Regions from separate parts of the Homo sapiens genome. Here region 1 is linked to region 2. The links are chromatin contacts, found by Hi-C or POLR2A ChIA-PET in ENCODE. All regions are on one chromosome and are shown on one strand. Each heading gives the region's core, a stretch centred on a gene start or an enhancer-like site at or near the end of the contact. The rest is flanking DNA. Distances are from core to core; before and after follow the strand shown. Region 1 has its middle 19 kb from the start of SERPINE1. Region 2 holds the start of MUC12-AS1 (MUC12 antisense RNA 1).

Region 1 (7,019 bases), core at 2,151-4,650, 91 kb before region 2:
CTTAAGCAATCCTCCTGTTTCGGCCTCCCAAAGTGCTGGGATTACAAGCGTGAGCCACCATGCCCAGTGGGCTCCAGGTTTCAGGGCAGGATTTTCAGGAGCCAGAGCTTGTGGAAAGCTCCATTAGGGGTGAAAGAGGTCAGTCTAGGGCCACCCTCTGTGGTACTACAGGGGACAATTTCCTTTTCTTTCAGGGCCCAGACCAGGCTAGCCTTGAGCAGAGCAGGAATGAGCCTTCTCCCAGGGCTAGAAAAGAAGCTTCCATCTGGAAGGGACAGAAGAAACGACACAGTGCCCCCGGGATTCCCCAGGCCAGTCTCCCATGCTGGCAGGGCTGGAGGGAAGATTGAGGCAAAGAGTCTAAAAATTCCTGCCCGCCTTAGTCTGGATTTGTGGTTGCTTCTGTAATTTGTTTAGGTGGCTTTGATCAGCGAATCCATTTGTTTTTCAGCTCTCAGGGTCTACTTGCCTTTCTTTTTTTTTTTTTGAGATGGAGTTTCGCTCTTGTTGCCCAGGCTGGAGTGCAATGGCGCGATCTCGGCTCACTGCAACCTCTGCCTCCCGGGTTCAAGCAATTCTCTTGCCTCAGCCTCCCATACCACGCCCAGCTAATTTTTGTATTTTTAGTAGAGATGGGGTTTCACCATGTTGGTCAGGCTGGTCTCGAACTCTCGACCTCAGGTGATCTGCCAGCCTCGGCCTCCCAAAGTGCTGGGATTACAGGCGTGACCCATCACACCCGGCCCTGCTTGCCTTTTCTTTAGAGTTTTTGAAGTTCCCATCCCCAAACTGCAGCAATAACAGGGCTAAGATACATATAGCAGTTGCTGTTTGCTAGGCCCTGTTTCATACTCATTATTCTATTTCATTTTCATACAACTAAGAAATGGTTATTGACAGCCAGGCACGGTGGCTCACACCTGTAATCCCAGCACTTTGGGAGGCTGAGGCAGGCAGATTGCTTAAGGTCAGGAGTTCAAGCCCAGCCTGGCCAACATGGTGAAACCCCGTCTCTACTAAAAATATAAAAATTAGCCGGGCATGGTCGTGGGTGCCTGTAATCCCAGCTACTAGGGAGACTCAGGCAGGAGAAATGCTTAAACCCGGGAGGTGGAGGTTGCAGTGAGCCGAGATTACGCCACTGTACTCCAACCTGGGTGACAGAGGGAGACTCCCATCTCAAGAAAAAATAAAAAATAAAATAAATAAATAATTAATTAAAAATGGGTATTGGGGACCAGATGTGGGGGCTCACTCCTGTAATCCCAGTACTTTGGGAGGCTGAGACTGGAGTATCACTTGAGGCCAGGAACTGGAGGCCAGGGATTGGAGACCAGCCTGGGCAACACAGCAAGACTCTGTCTTGCAAACATAGCAAGACTCTGTCCGCCAAAGAAAAAAATGTAATAATACTAATAATTAGCTGGGTGTGGTGGCATGCACCTGTAGTCCCAGCTACTCCGGAGGCTGAGGAGGGAGGGTAGCTTAAGGACAGGAGTTCAAGGCTGCAGTGAGCTATGATCATGCCACTGCACTCCAGCCTGGATGACAGAGAGAGACTCTTTCTCTTAAAATAACAAAATAAGGTATTGGTCCTATTCTCATCTGAAAGATGAGGAAACTGACAGATAGAGGATTTGCTATCCTGCTCAAAGTCACTCAGCTAAGAGAGAGACTGGCTCCAGCAGCCCCAGCTCTTAACCAGACTTCATCCTGTTTCTCCGTATCTCAGCTGTTCCCCCGACGTGACCCTTGCATGCCTGTCCCCTATCCCCAACCCAGGATACTTCAAGCCCCTCACCGTGTGACCCACTGCTCCCTATGAGTTCCTTCATTGGCCCCTTCCTTCACAACTTTTTTTAAAGAGACAGACTCTCACTCTGTAGCCCAGGCTGGAGTGCAGTGGCATCATCTCGGCTCACTGTAGCCTCCACCTCCTGGGTTCAAGTGATTTTCCTGCCTCAGCCTCCTGAGTAGCTGGGATTACAGGCACCTGCCACCATGCCCAGTTAATTTTGTATTTTTAGTAGAGACGGGGTTTCACTAAGCTGTCCAGGCTAGTCTCGAACTCCTGACCTTGTGATCCACCCACCTTGGCCTCCCAAAGTGTTGGGATTACAAGCGTGAGCCACTGTGCCTGGTCGTGAGACCCTGTTTCAAAAAAAAAGGTTCTAAGGAGATTTACACCAAGAGGCTCTTGAGTGACACATGAGATCAGATTAGGCCCCTAGAGAGGGGATGTGTGAGGCCTGGAGCAGACAAGGAAGGGTCCAGTGACCTTGGCATAGAGCAGAGGGGTATGGTTGGGGGCTGGTCGGGAGGACTTCTCAGCCTGGAGAAGCAGTTGTGTGCAGAAACCAGGTTGGAGGGTCTGGACATGGAGGACCCCAAAGGGCAGGCCGTGGGATTTGCTCCGTGTGTGGGAACCTGGGGGAACCTCCTATTCCCTTGTTTGCTGCACGTCAGCTACCCGCCCAGACCTGCTCTCTTAGTCACTTCTGTGCCAGGTGCTCCCTTCCCTGAAGCTCTGGGGCAGAGATGAGGCTCCTGTTATTCACAGCCTGAACCACGACGGCTGTCTCCCTCCAGGCACACTCCCTGGGTACAACCCAGCCTGCCAGCTCATTCCCCTAGGAGACTGGCCCCAGACCCAGACAACCCGGGTCGTGCCAGGGACAGCAGATGCTTGGGGCCCTGCAGGCAGAGACCTCTCCCTCCTCCTGAGCCCTTCAGCCCTGGACTGGCCAGCTTGGTCCAAGGATCAGCATCTCAGGAAGCAGAGGCAGTTGTTGTGTGTCCACGGCCTTGCTCCTGGACAGGGGACACCAGGGAAATTAGAGAGACCAACAGAGGAGCTTTAGGGTCTAGGAGGTTTGGGAGCCCCCTTCTCTTTCTGAGCCACCGATTTAGAGCTAGCAGAAGCCGTTCTGCTTTGGGTGGATCAAGCATCTCGTTCTTGAACCTAAACTCCGGGAACTGGGCCCAGGGGACCTTGTCTTCAAGTCCCCATCCTTTCAGGAAATGACATGCCAAACTCCATTTGCTCTTGTCTATCTTTGGTAGCAGCTCATCAGGGAAGTGGGGGCGGAGGTGGGGGCTGAGCCCAGAAGGAAAGCCCCAGGCTCGGGAACCCCCCAACCCCCCACCTGTTGCTGTTTCTGAGAATCCCGAGAGGCCCACAGGTAAAAGGTCATGTTGTGTCCAAAACACCGGGCTGGTTTTCCGGGTTGAATCAGAGCCGGTCAGCAGCTCTGCAGCAGGTGGAAGGCAGCAGGGCTGTCCCCCTTGGCCTGGGCGGGATTCCCCACCCTCTCTCTCCAACAGGGCTTTCCTGTCCAGTAGACCGTTAGTTCCGCTGGCTGGATGAATGAGCGTGCGTGCGTGTGTGTGTGTGTGTTTGTGCTTTTGTAATGGGCGTCTGCCAGGGCTGTGGTAATTGCAGGGCCTCCCCAGGGCTCCCCACGTTTCCCAACAAACCCAGTGCCTCTTTTTTTTTTTTTTTTTTTTTTTGAGACAGAGTCTTGCCCTGTCGCCCAGGCTGGAGTGCAGCGATGCGATTTCTGCTCACTGCAATCTCCGCCTCCCGGGTTCAAGCGATTCTCCTGCCTCAGCCTCCCAAGTAGCTGGGACTACAGGCATGCGCCACCACGCCTGGCTAATTTTTGTATTTTTAGTAGAGACAGGTTTCACCAAGTTGGCCAGGCTGGTCTCGAATTCCTGACCTCAAGTGATCCACCTGCCTCGGCCTCCCAGAGTGCTAGGATTATAGGTGTCAGCCACTGCGCCTGGCCCCCACCCCGCCGTGCCTGTTCTGCAGAAGATGAGCAGAAGCTGTGTGGGTGAAAGGGGAAACTGGGAAGTTATCTGTAAACACGGGGTTGGGGGCACATCTAGATTTGCCACATCTGTTCCTCTCCTCCCATCACAAGATCTGATTTTTGTTTTTGCCATCCATCTCTTGCAATTAGGCAGGTCCACTCGCTGCCCCCACTTCAACTTCTGGGGGTCTTTTGTGGCCAGTCTCCGGCCACACACACTCCTCTCTGGAATGTTTCCCCTCCTTTGCAGATCTGTGGTCCACAGAGCCTTCTAGGGCTTCCACCTTTCCCCCCAAACCACCCTCTGCTGTCTGTCCTTTGAACCTGAAAATTCTTGCAATAGGACCCACAGGATCACACACAGAGTTCAGCACTGGCTTGCTTTCCATTGTCAGGGGTTTGAGACCAGCCTGGCCAACATGGTGAAACCCTGTCTCTACTGAAAATACTGCCATGTATTCATTTTGCTTTCCCTACTGGATGGTAAGAATTTAGGGGTTAGGAACTGTTTGGGTCTACACTTTCCTCCTATGCCCCTTAATACTGCATGATATGGGCCAAGTGCAGTGGCTCATGCTTGTAATCCCAGCACTTTGGGAGGCTGAGACAGGAGAATCACTTGAGCCCAGGAGTTCAAGACCAGCCTGGGTAACACAATGAGATCCCTCCTCTACAAAAAATAAAATGATTAGCTGGGCATGGTGGCGCACACCTGTGGTCCCAGCTACTCGGAAGGCTGAGGTGGGAGGATTGCTTGAGCCTAAGAGTTGGAGGCTGCAGTGAGCTATGATCACACCACTGCACTCCAGGCTGGGCGACAGAGTGAGACCCTATCTCTGAAAAAACAAAAACGGGCCGGGCGTGGTGACTCACATCTGTAATCCCAGCACTTTGGGAGGCCGAGGTGTGTGGATCACCTGAGGTCAGGAGTTTGAGACCAGCCTGGCCAACATGGTGAAACCCTGTCTCTACTACAAATACAAAAATTAGCCGGGCATGGTGGCAGGTACCTGTAATCCCAGCTACTTAGGAGGCTGAGGTGGGAGAATTGCTTGAACCTGGGAGGCGGAGGCTGCAGTGAGCTGAGATCGCACCACTGCACTTCAGCCTGGGCGACAGAGCAAGACCCCGTCTTAAACAAACAAACAAACAAAAACAAAAACAAAAAAAGCCAACAACAGATAAACTGAATACTGCACAATGGGCAGTGCTTGGGCCCAACAGTGAAGTACTCCAAAGTGAACATTTCCTTCTGAGAACTTAATTAGGAAGAAACTCAGTTTAGGAGAGGATATTAGCCTTCTAGAAGTTACCTTAGGCGACTGTCTGTCTGCAAATGTTCCAAATCCAATTAAGGAGACCTGGGAGGAACCTCAGAGGAGCTGACGCAATTGTGATTGCAACTTAGAGAAGCAACAGCATCACTGTCCGTCTGAAGGAAAATGCCAGTTCGAGGAGGGCGTTCTGCGGGCGTTAGGAGGGTGTTCTGCAGGCTTCAGAAAGGGGGGAATCCAGAGAGATCATGCTTGGCATGGGGTCTCCAATTGTTCAGAAGAGTTGGTGTCCTGTCCCGAAAATGTCACTGTCCAGGCCATGGGACAGATGTGTCTCCAAGTGGTGAGGATGTCTCTGATTGTCATTGCTAGACAACAGCAGTGATTAGGATCATCCAACACCCCGCCCTGGCCTTGTTATATTTATTTATTTATTTATTTACTTATTTATTATTTGAGACAGAGACTTGCTCTGTCACCCAGGCTGGAGTGCAGTGGCGCAAGCTCGGCTCACTGCAACCTCCACCTCTCAGGTTCAAGTGATTCTCCTGTCTCAACCTCCTGAATAGCTGGGATTACAGGTGAGCGCCACCACGCCAGGCTAATTTTTGTATTTTTAGTAGAGATGGGGTTTCGCCATGTTGGCCAGGCTGGTCTCGAACTCCTGACCTCAGGAGATCCGCCCACCTTGGCCTCCCAAAGTCCTGGGATTACGGGCATAAGCCACCACGCCTGGCCTATTGTTTTGTTAAGAGACAGTCTTGCTCTGTCATCCAGGCTGGAGTGCAGGGATGCCATCATAGCTCACTATAGCCTCAAACTTCCAGACTCAAACGGTCCTCTCACCTCAGCCTCCTGAGTAGCTGGGATTATAGGCACGCACCACCATGCCTTGTTAATTTTTAAATATTTTGTAGAGATGGGCCAGGCACAGTGGCTCATGCCTGTAATCCCAGCACTTTGAGAGGCCGAGGAGGGTGGATCACTTAAAGTCAGAAGTTTGAGACCAATCTGGCCAACATGGTGAAACCCCGTCTCTACTAAAAATACAAAAATTAGCTGGATATGGTGGCAGGCACCTGTAATCTCAGCTACTCAGGAGGCTGAGGCAGGAGAATGGCTTGAACCCAGGAGGCAGAGGTTGCAGTGACCCTAGATTGCGCCACTGCACTCCAGCCTGGCTGACAGAGCGAGATCCTGTCTCAAAAAAGAAAAAAGTATTTTGTAGAGACAGGGTCTCACTATGTTGCCCAGGCTGGTCTTGAACTCCTGGACTCAAGTGATCCTCCTGCCTCGACCTCCTGAGTAGCTGGAATTACAGGCACAAGTCACTGCACCTGGTTTGTTTATGTTATTAATCTCATTTATTCCAGGAACCCCGTGGCATATCTTACTGTGATCATTTTACAGACGAAGAACAGAGGTTCAGAGAGGCTAAGTAACCTCTGCAGACGTCACCCAGTTAGTGAGTGGTGGAGCTGCGTTAAGCTCTCCTTGCCCTGAACCCCTTTCTTGGAAGGGGAGAAGGACCCAAAGTGGAGAGGATGCACCTTCTGTCTGAGGACAGGGGCTTCTGGAGGGAGGTTGGACAGGGCATAGGGGTGCTTATGTAGGGCTCTGCCCCTCACCTATGCCCAGCATGTGCTCGTGAGAGACAGACTTGGCAGCTGTGGTCCTCAGATGAGGACTAAAATGATAGGAAATGGAGGGAAATTCCAGTCTTGATCCTTTGATGAGGCAGGAGCTGGCCTAGTGCCCTGCCTGGGAACACCCTGACAGATCACAGAGATACACCCCCTTCCCCATCTAAACACCAAGGAGGCCGGGTGTGGTGGCTCAAGCCTGTAATCCCAACACTTTGGGAGACTGAGGTGGGCGGATCACCTGAGGTCAGGAGTTTGAGACCAGCCTGGGCAACATGGTAAAA
Region 2 (7,617 bases), core at 3-2,502:
GCTTCTGGGAGTCTGGAAGCTCCCGGATGGAGAGGCTTACAGCCCCCAGCCTTCCCCAGCAGGAGCACAGGCAGGGGACTGGCCAAGTCTGTCAGCTCAGAGCAGGACCGGCTTCAGGGCCTGACTTCGGTCTCCTCTTGACCCGCCCCGGAGGCTTGTGGTGGGCTCTGTGTTTGCAGCTCTCCTGAACAGAGCTAGATGAGGGTGGGAGGCCCCCGTTGGCTCACACAGTGGATGCTACCATCTCCGGCCTCTGGATGTGGAGCTGGGGGACGGGAGAGAAGAGGTGAGGCCAAGGGGCAGACCCGGGAAAGGGGGAGCCCCAGGAGGAAGAGGGAGCCCTGGCGGGGAGGAGGGAACCCCAGGGGGAGGGAGGGAGTCCCAGGGGGAGGGAGGGAGTCCTAGGGAGAGGAGGGAGTGGCGGGGGAGGGGGGAGTCCCAGGGGAAGGGGTGGCCCCAGGGTGAGGAGGGAGTCCTGGGGGAGGAGGGAGTCCCAGGAGAAGGGAGGGAGTCCTAGGGGGAGAAGGGAGTCCCAGGGGTAGGGAGAGTGTCCCAGGGAGAGGGAGGGAGTCCTAAGGAGAGGAGGGAGTCCTGGGGGAGGAGGGAGTCCCGGGGGAAGGGAGGGAGTCCCGGGGGAAGGGAAGGGGTCCCAGGGGGAGGGAGGGAGTCCCAGGGGGAAGGGAAGGGGTCCCAGGGGGAGGGGAGGGAGTCCCAGGGGGAAGGGGAAGGGGTCCCAGGGGGAGGGAGGGAATCCAGGGGGGAAGGGAGGGGTCCCAGGGGGAGGGAGGGAGTCCCAGGGGGAAGGGAAGGGGTCCCAGGGGGAGGGAGGGAGTCCCAGGGGGAAGGGAAGGGGTCCCAGGGGGAGGGAGGGAGTCCCAGGGGGAAGGGAAGGGGTCCCAGGGGGAGGGAGGGAATCCCAGGGGGAAGGGAAGGGGTCCCAGGGGGAGGGAGGGAGTCCCAGGGGGAAGGGAAGGGGTCCCAGGGGGAGGGAGGGAGTCCCAGGGGGAAAGGAAGGGGTCCCAGGGGGAGGAAGGGAGTCCCAGGGGGAAGGGAAAGGGAAGGGGTCCCAGGGGGAAGGGAGGGAGTCCCAGGGGGAGAAGGGAGTCCCAGGGGGAGAAGGGAGTCCCGGGGGAAGAGGGAACCCCAGAGGAAGTGGAGCAGCCTCAGGGGGTGGGGGCAGCTCGCAGCTGAGTCACCTCTGTGCCAGAGTCAACAGTCTCCAGGGTGGGCCGGAAGTTGTTGTAGGCGTTCTCAAGGCCGAATCTGCTCTCCCTCAGATTCTGGTCTGTAGGGAGAGGCCGTGATGAGTGATGGGAGCCTTGGTAGGGGGAGGACTAGGGGGCAGAGGGGATTTCCTCTGGCAAAAGGAAGAGTCAGCCCGGCATCTGCCCTACGCCCTTTCCCACTGCCGACCACCCCTCCGACCCTGCATCACTGGGCTGCGGGTAAGTGCAGAGCCTGCCTGGGGAGCCGCCCGCTGGACCCCGGAACAGGAGGGAGCGGAGCAGAAGCCCCCCACATGCACGGGGTGGAAGCGGGGGCCACGGAGGAGCGTGCGTTCAGCCCTGGACTCAGGGGTGAGGTCAGAGTGGAGCGGGAGACAGGGCTGGCTCTGGGTCAGCAGGGCCGCCCTCCTTCATAGCAACGGTAACCATAGCAGGCAAAAAAGCTGCGTCTGGAATCTTCTTCCAGCATCCTCCCGGAGCACAGCGATCACTTACTTCCTGGTCCCGCAGAACCACTCACTCTCTGGACTCCGGGGCTCTCCCTGCACCTCTGACCCCTCTTTTCCTGCGTCCTCCTAGATCGGGGTCCTCATGCCCTACCTGTCCTTCTACGGGGGCTCCTGGGGGGGGGTTCTCCTTTCACCCTCCTCACTTCTCACTCTGCATTCTCCCCGATGAATGGACAAACCTCTATTCCAGTACGTGGTTCAGGCTGCAGACCCCTCCCGGAGATTCAGACAGGCACGAGCCTTGCAGCCTCCTCCTCAGCACCCACCAGCCCCCCAACTCAGTGTGCTCCACCGGCTGCTTCTCCCCCATCCTTCGGGGCCCAAGGGTCAGCTCGGACAATCCCGGAAATCCTCCCTCACTCCCTCTCCCTCTCCCACCCACTCAGCCTCATCTCCACCAGGCTGCGTCTCCTCTCCCTCCCCCCACCCCCTCAGCCTCACTTCCTCCACCTGGTCTCCCTGCTTTAGTGCTCCCTGAATGGCCTTTTGAGTAAAAAAAATTCAAAATGTGACCGGGCATGGTGGTTCACGCCTGTAATCCCAGCACTTTGGGAGGCCAAGGCGGGCGGATCACCTAAGGTCTGGAGTTCGAGACCAGCCTGGCCAACATGATGAAACCCTGTCTCTACAGTCTCTACTAAAAATACAAAAATTAGCCACGCGTGGTGGCATGCCTGTAATCACAGCTACTAGGGAGGCTGAGGGCAGGAGAATCGCTTGAACCTGGGAGACAGAAGTTGCAGTGAGCCAAGATTGTGCCACTGTACTCCAGCCTGGGTGACAGAGTGAGACTCTGTCTCACAAAAAAAGGTGGGCGGCCAAAGCCCCTCAACCCCCCACCCCATTCCCAAAGCCCTGCCAACCTCACGTCCCTCACTCTTTCTTTGTGAGATTGACCTGCCTTCCCTTCCCCGCCAAAAGCAAGCTCCTTCCCAACTGCAGGCGTTTCTCATGCAGTGCCCCCTGCCTGGGGTGCCCTTTCCCTTGTCCTCACTGGGATAAGGCCTCCCTGCTTACTGGGCTCCCACTGTGTTGAAGGAGGAAGCACACCTGCTTACTCACCTATTCAAGAGTCAGTCTCACCTGGGGGCTAATCTGACCCCCTATCCCCACCCAGGCTGGGTCAGGTCCACCCCTCTGCTCCCTCTGCCCTGGGAATGGCCCTATCACCCCGCTTAGCTGAGTGTGCACTGGATGCCCTCACTGAGTTGGTCTCTGGGGGCAAGATCTGGTTCTCAACCACTCCTGCACTCTTGCACACAGCAGGGGTGGTGTCTGGGTCCGGGGCTGCAGCGGCAGGTAGGGAACGGGCTGTCAGTCACAGCCACCCCAAAGGGGGGCTGGACCCCACGTCACCCCCACAGGCACAGGCACCGCCCTGCCTTTCTTCACCCTCCAGCTCTGCTCATCTCCTTGCCCTTAACTAGAGGTACCTTCCCAGATGGCCGTCTTCTGGAAGATGCCAGGGGTGCCTTCCTTTCGCCACTCTTGAGGCACATCATACTGTTCCCTGCAGACAGAAATGCCTTGAGCAGCTGTAGGCAAGGAGGCTGAGGAGGGACTTGGTGGACCCTGACCTTCAGCTTCCCTCGAGGGGACAGTCACAGCCACACCCCGAGTCAGAGATGGCAGCGATGATGGCAGAGAACAAAAAGTAGCATCACCATGGCTTCCCTTCTACCAAGGCAAGCACTGGCCAGGCCTCCTGGCTGCCCCTCACTCCCTTTAGTGGCCCTCAGTTTCCATATCCATGAGATGGGGGCGTAGGGTAGCTCCCTTCAGTTGCTGACTTCGGGTCAGGTACTGTGCCAGGGTTTCCCAGCAACCTTCACAGGTGCATCTTATCCCATTTTACAGCTGGGAAAAGTGAGACCCAGACGCTCCATCTCAGCTTCCCCATGTGGTGCTGTGCTCTGTGGTGGCCAAGGTGAGTGATAACTAACTACAGGGAATGTCATTACATAGTCTAATTTCCACACATAAGCTTCTGTTTCCATTCTCTGTGTTATGGTTTGAATGTGTCCCTTAGAGTTCATGTGTTGGAAATTTAATCCCCAAGGCAGCAATGCTGAGAGGTAGGACCTTGAAGACATGATTAGGTCATGAAGGTGCTGTCCTCATGAATAGATTAACATCATTATCTCAAAAGTGGGTGTGTAATAAAAGCGAGTTCAGACAGCCAGGGGTGACAGCTCACACCTGTAATCCCAACAACTTTGTAGGCTGAGGTGAGAGGACTGCTTGAGGCCAGGAGTTTCAGACCAGCCGGGGCAATATAGTGAGACCCTATTTCTACAACACATTTAATTTAATTTAATTTAATTTAATTTAATTTAATTTAATTTAAGGCCGGGCACGGTGGCTCACACCTGTAATCCCAGCACTTTGGGAAGCCAGGGTGGGTGGATCACTCAAGGTCAGGAGTTCAAGACCAGCCTGGCCAACATGGTGAAACCCCGTTTCTACTAAAAATACAAAAATTAGCCAGGCATGGTGGAATGCACTTGTAATCCCAGCTACTCGAGAGGCTGAGGCATGAGAATCACTTCAACCTGGGAGGCGGAGGTTGCAGTGAGCCGAGATCATGCCACTGCACTCCAGCCTGGGTGACAGCAAGACCCTGTCTCTTAAAGAAAAAAAAAAAGTGAGTTCAGCCCTCTCTTCCTCTCTGTCCATGTGCTGCAGACTGCCATGTTGCCATGCTGTGATGCAGCAAGAAAGTCCTCACCAGATGCAGCCCCTTGATCTTGGACTTCCCAGCCTCCAGAACTGTGAGCCAAATAAACTTCTATTGTTTATCAATTACCCAGTGGTGGTATTCTGTTATAATAGCACAAAATGGACTAAAACACTGCCAAATTGATGTATCCTACAGGAAGGCCGCCCTTTGCTGCACCCAGGGCTGGGAGGGTCTGGGCACCCCATCTGGCCTCAGCTGACCTCTCTGATTGCTGGCCTGGAAGGAGCAGAGCCTTAGGACATTCAGACAGTGGCCACCCCAGGATCTGTCCCCTCTGTGTGGGCCTGCGGTGCTGGCCTCACAAGCTCACCTGTGCCGTTTTCTCTGGGATAGGCTGAATAAGATGATTAGGATGATCAATGCGAGCAGCAGCACCGCCATCACAGCCCCCACGATCCCATACACGAGGCTCTTGGCGATGTTGAATTCACAGGTCTCTCCCCAGTACCAGTGTGTGTTCGTATTTGGGCACCTGGGGACACAGACAAGCTCACGCTGATCCCCTGGGATCCCTCACATCCAATATCCCAAGGGTTAACCCACTCTCCTAAGCACAGGAAACCAGATCTCCCTCACTCCAACGGCTGGAGCTCAGCCCCCAGAGAGCCTGGGTCCCTGACTTCCTCAGGCTGATGGGCACTGAGGGAGTTGGGGGGACCTGGAGACTGCAGATCAGGAATTCAAATGACTAGGGCTCAAGGGGACCTGAGAGTGTTGGGTGTCTCGTCCCAGACACGTACCATTCACCCACCTAATCTCTAAGCATCTGCTACCTAAATGGGCCTGTTATCATGGTTTTTCTTTTGCACCTTAATTTATGGTCTGTGGACTTAGTGCTGTGGCTGCAGCTAGAGGTAATCTTGACAGCATGGCAGAGATGACATAAGGGAAATTAACAATATAGACAGATATAGAGATTGAGATAGAGATACAAAGATAGAGATAGAGATAGAGATACAGACAAAGATAGAGATAGAGATAGATTTGGAAATTGACAGCATGAACTTTCTCAGGAAGGGATTGCCCAGCTTTGGGACCTCTATGTCTATAATCTACTCCTACTCCTCACTCTTGTGGGTGTGGGGGGTGGGAATGAGATTACAGGGGAGAGGTATGTCCAGGAGTGGGGAGGAGGCACCTCCCAAGCTCTACTCAATCCCCCAACCCTGTGGGTGACTGCTGGGGAGGGGGAGGGCCCTATCACCAGGACAGAGTGGGTGCTGGGCTTATGGGGACACTCACAGGCAGCGGGGGCCACTGCGTTGCAGCTGACATGTGCCCAGGTTACAGTTCATTTGCGACTTCGTTCCTTTGGTGCACTTGTTCACACAGGCCAGCTTCCCATCCAAGACATCCACATAGTAGAACTGGGTATATCCTTCGGCAGCCTTCTGGGTGCATTGCTCTGAGGGAGAGGGGCGGGCAGCATGCATGAGCCTGGCCAAAGCATCCCAGCCCCCACTCTTAGTGCCCACGCTCCACGTAGTCGCTTACCCTGGAAGTCAAAGCCCGGAGTCACCGATGAATCCACGAAAGTGTCCTCTTCACTATAGCACAGTATGGCCTCTGCCGAGAGTGGATGGGAAGGAAGATGGAATAGAAACACTTCCCTCTGCCTCCCTGGGGGTAGCCAGGCCTCTCTCTTCTATACCATGCCCTCCCCTGGGCCAATGCCCGTGGGAGTCTTTGCCCACCCTAGACATGCAGCTGGGCTTGTGAGGAGGCTCAAATGGGGATATGATAGCCTCAGCCTGGGACCGAGAGGGGGCTGTTGGGAGCAGCTTTGGGATCTGGGGAAGGCACCCTGGGCCTGGCTTCTGGGTTCCTGTGGCAGAAGTCTTGGGAGTACCAGAAGAAAGAAGACGTAGAGGAGGGAGAGGTCAAGGTCACGATCTCCAAGACACCCACAGGTGTCAAGGGGTTTTAGGTGAGCTTACTTCTGCAGGAATCAGGATCAAGAAGAGTTGTTCTAGTTTCATTCATAATCTTGGCCTTTACAATCTCTGCCAGGTTTTCAAACAGTTCCTCATACTCTAAAGTGTAGTCTGCCTCCAGGATGACATCGTTCTTGACCACGATGCTACCGTTGCTGGAAGTGGGAATCGTTTCATCAGTTACCCATGTCACCACCCAGCCAGCAAGTGGAGCCCAAGCACCCAGAGTGGTAATGGGAGATGAAGCTGCCATGTGACCCAGAGGTGAGAAAGAATACAGAGTCTTCCCTCCAGCAGCTAACCACCCAGACAGAGGGAGGAGAGCGAAACGATTCAAGATCTCACATATCAGTGATCATGATAAATGCCAATGAGTGAAATTCATCTCTCGCAAAATAGTGGCTCTTGGATGAACAAGTGGAGAAATTTGAATCCCTGTGTCCTGTTGATGCGAAAGTAAAATAGTGCAGCTGCTATGGAAAACAGTATGGAGCTCCTCAAAAAATTTAAAATAGAATTAATGCATGATCCAGCAATTCTACTTCTGGGTATATATACAAAATAACTGAAAGCAGGTCTTGAATTTATATTTGTACCCTTGTGTTTTTAGTAGCATTATTTACCATAGCCAAAAGGTGGAAGCAAACCAAGGGTCCATCAACAGACAAATGGAGAAACAAATGTGGTCTATTGTGGAATATTATTTAGCCTTAAAAAGGAAGTACAGGGCAGGAAGTGCGGTGGCTCATGCCTGTCATCCCAGCAATTTGGGAGGCCGAGGTGGGAGGACTGCTTGAGGCCAGGAGTTCAAGACCAGCCTGGGCAACATGATGAGACCCCATCTCTACAAAAAATACAAAAATTAGCCAGCCAAGTTAGTGCACGCTTGTAGTCCCAGCTACTCAGGACGCTACGTCAGGAGGATGGCTTGAGCCCAGGAGTTTGAGGCTGTGTTGAGCTATGATTGCACCACTGCACTTCAGGCAACAGAGCAAGACCCCATTTTTTAAAATTTAAAAAAGAAAGAAAAAGGTAAGTTTCTAACCTAGAAGCTACTCCTTCAATAGCCAATGATGCAGCTGGGGGGAGAGATCTTGAGACAAGGCAAGTCATCTGTCACTGTCATTTTGAAAGATAAGTCAGTAGTAGGACTCAGGAGGACTTGGACAAAAAAAATCCTGAGCCAAAATGGAAAGACCAGGGTGCCG

The links. Hi-C counts contacts between places; a loop is a spot of excess contacts on that map. ChIA-PET counts read pairs that join two places held with the same protein, here RNA polymerase II (POLR2A). Pooled maps may share reads with other maps.
Region 1: a pooled map shows a loop between it and region 2 (7-fold over the local background). The contact joins the enhancer-like site here to the promoter of MUC12-AS1 in region 2. A Hi-C loop is called at or near these places in 2 of 50 pooled maps. POLR2A ChIA-PET finds 5 or more read pairs at or near these places in 2 of 52 experiments (H1 and PC-3).

What each region holds. Positions count from the first base shown.
Region 1 is chr7:101,104,757-101,111,775 of GRCh38, reverse strand. No RefSeq gene overlaps it. Among named protein-coding and RNA genes, the nearest start is that of SERPINE1, 19 kb to the left of the region's middle. RefSeq lists enhancers at 2,066-3,016, 3,002-3,221, 3,017-3,967. Within about 2 kb of position 3,400, at least 10 of the 41 ENCODE cell types and tissues checked have a DNase peak (open chromatin) inside an H3K27ac peak, as active enhancers do; they include PC-3, where a contact is called at or near this core.
Region 2 is chr7:101,011,243-101,018,859 of GRCh38, reverse strand. MUC12-AS1 (MUC12 antisense RNA 1) reads left to right here and starts at 1,252. Exons shown (of 3, transcript NR_120520.1): 1 at 1,252-1,445; 2 at 3,593-3,662; 3 at 4,421-4,540. MUC12 (mucin 12, cell surface associated) reads right to left here. Exons shown (of 12, transcript NM_001164462.2): 6 at 6,413-6,564; 7 at 5,970-6,041; 8 at 5,718-5,880; 9 at 4,786-4,947; 10 at 3,169-3,245; 11 at 1,197-1,285; 12 at 1-265. The coding sequence ends at 224. RefSeq lists enhancers at 1-28, 1,219-1,368, 1,439-1,488, 2,921-3,589 and a silencer at 78-372.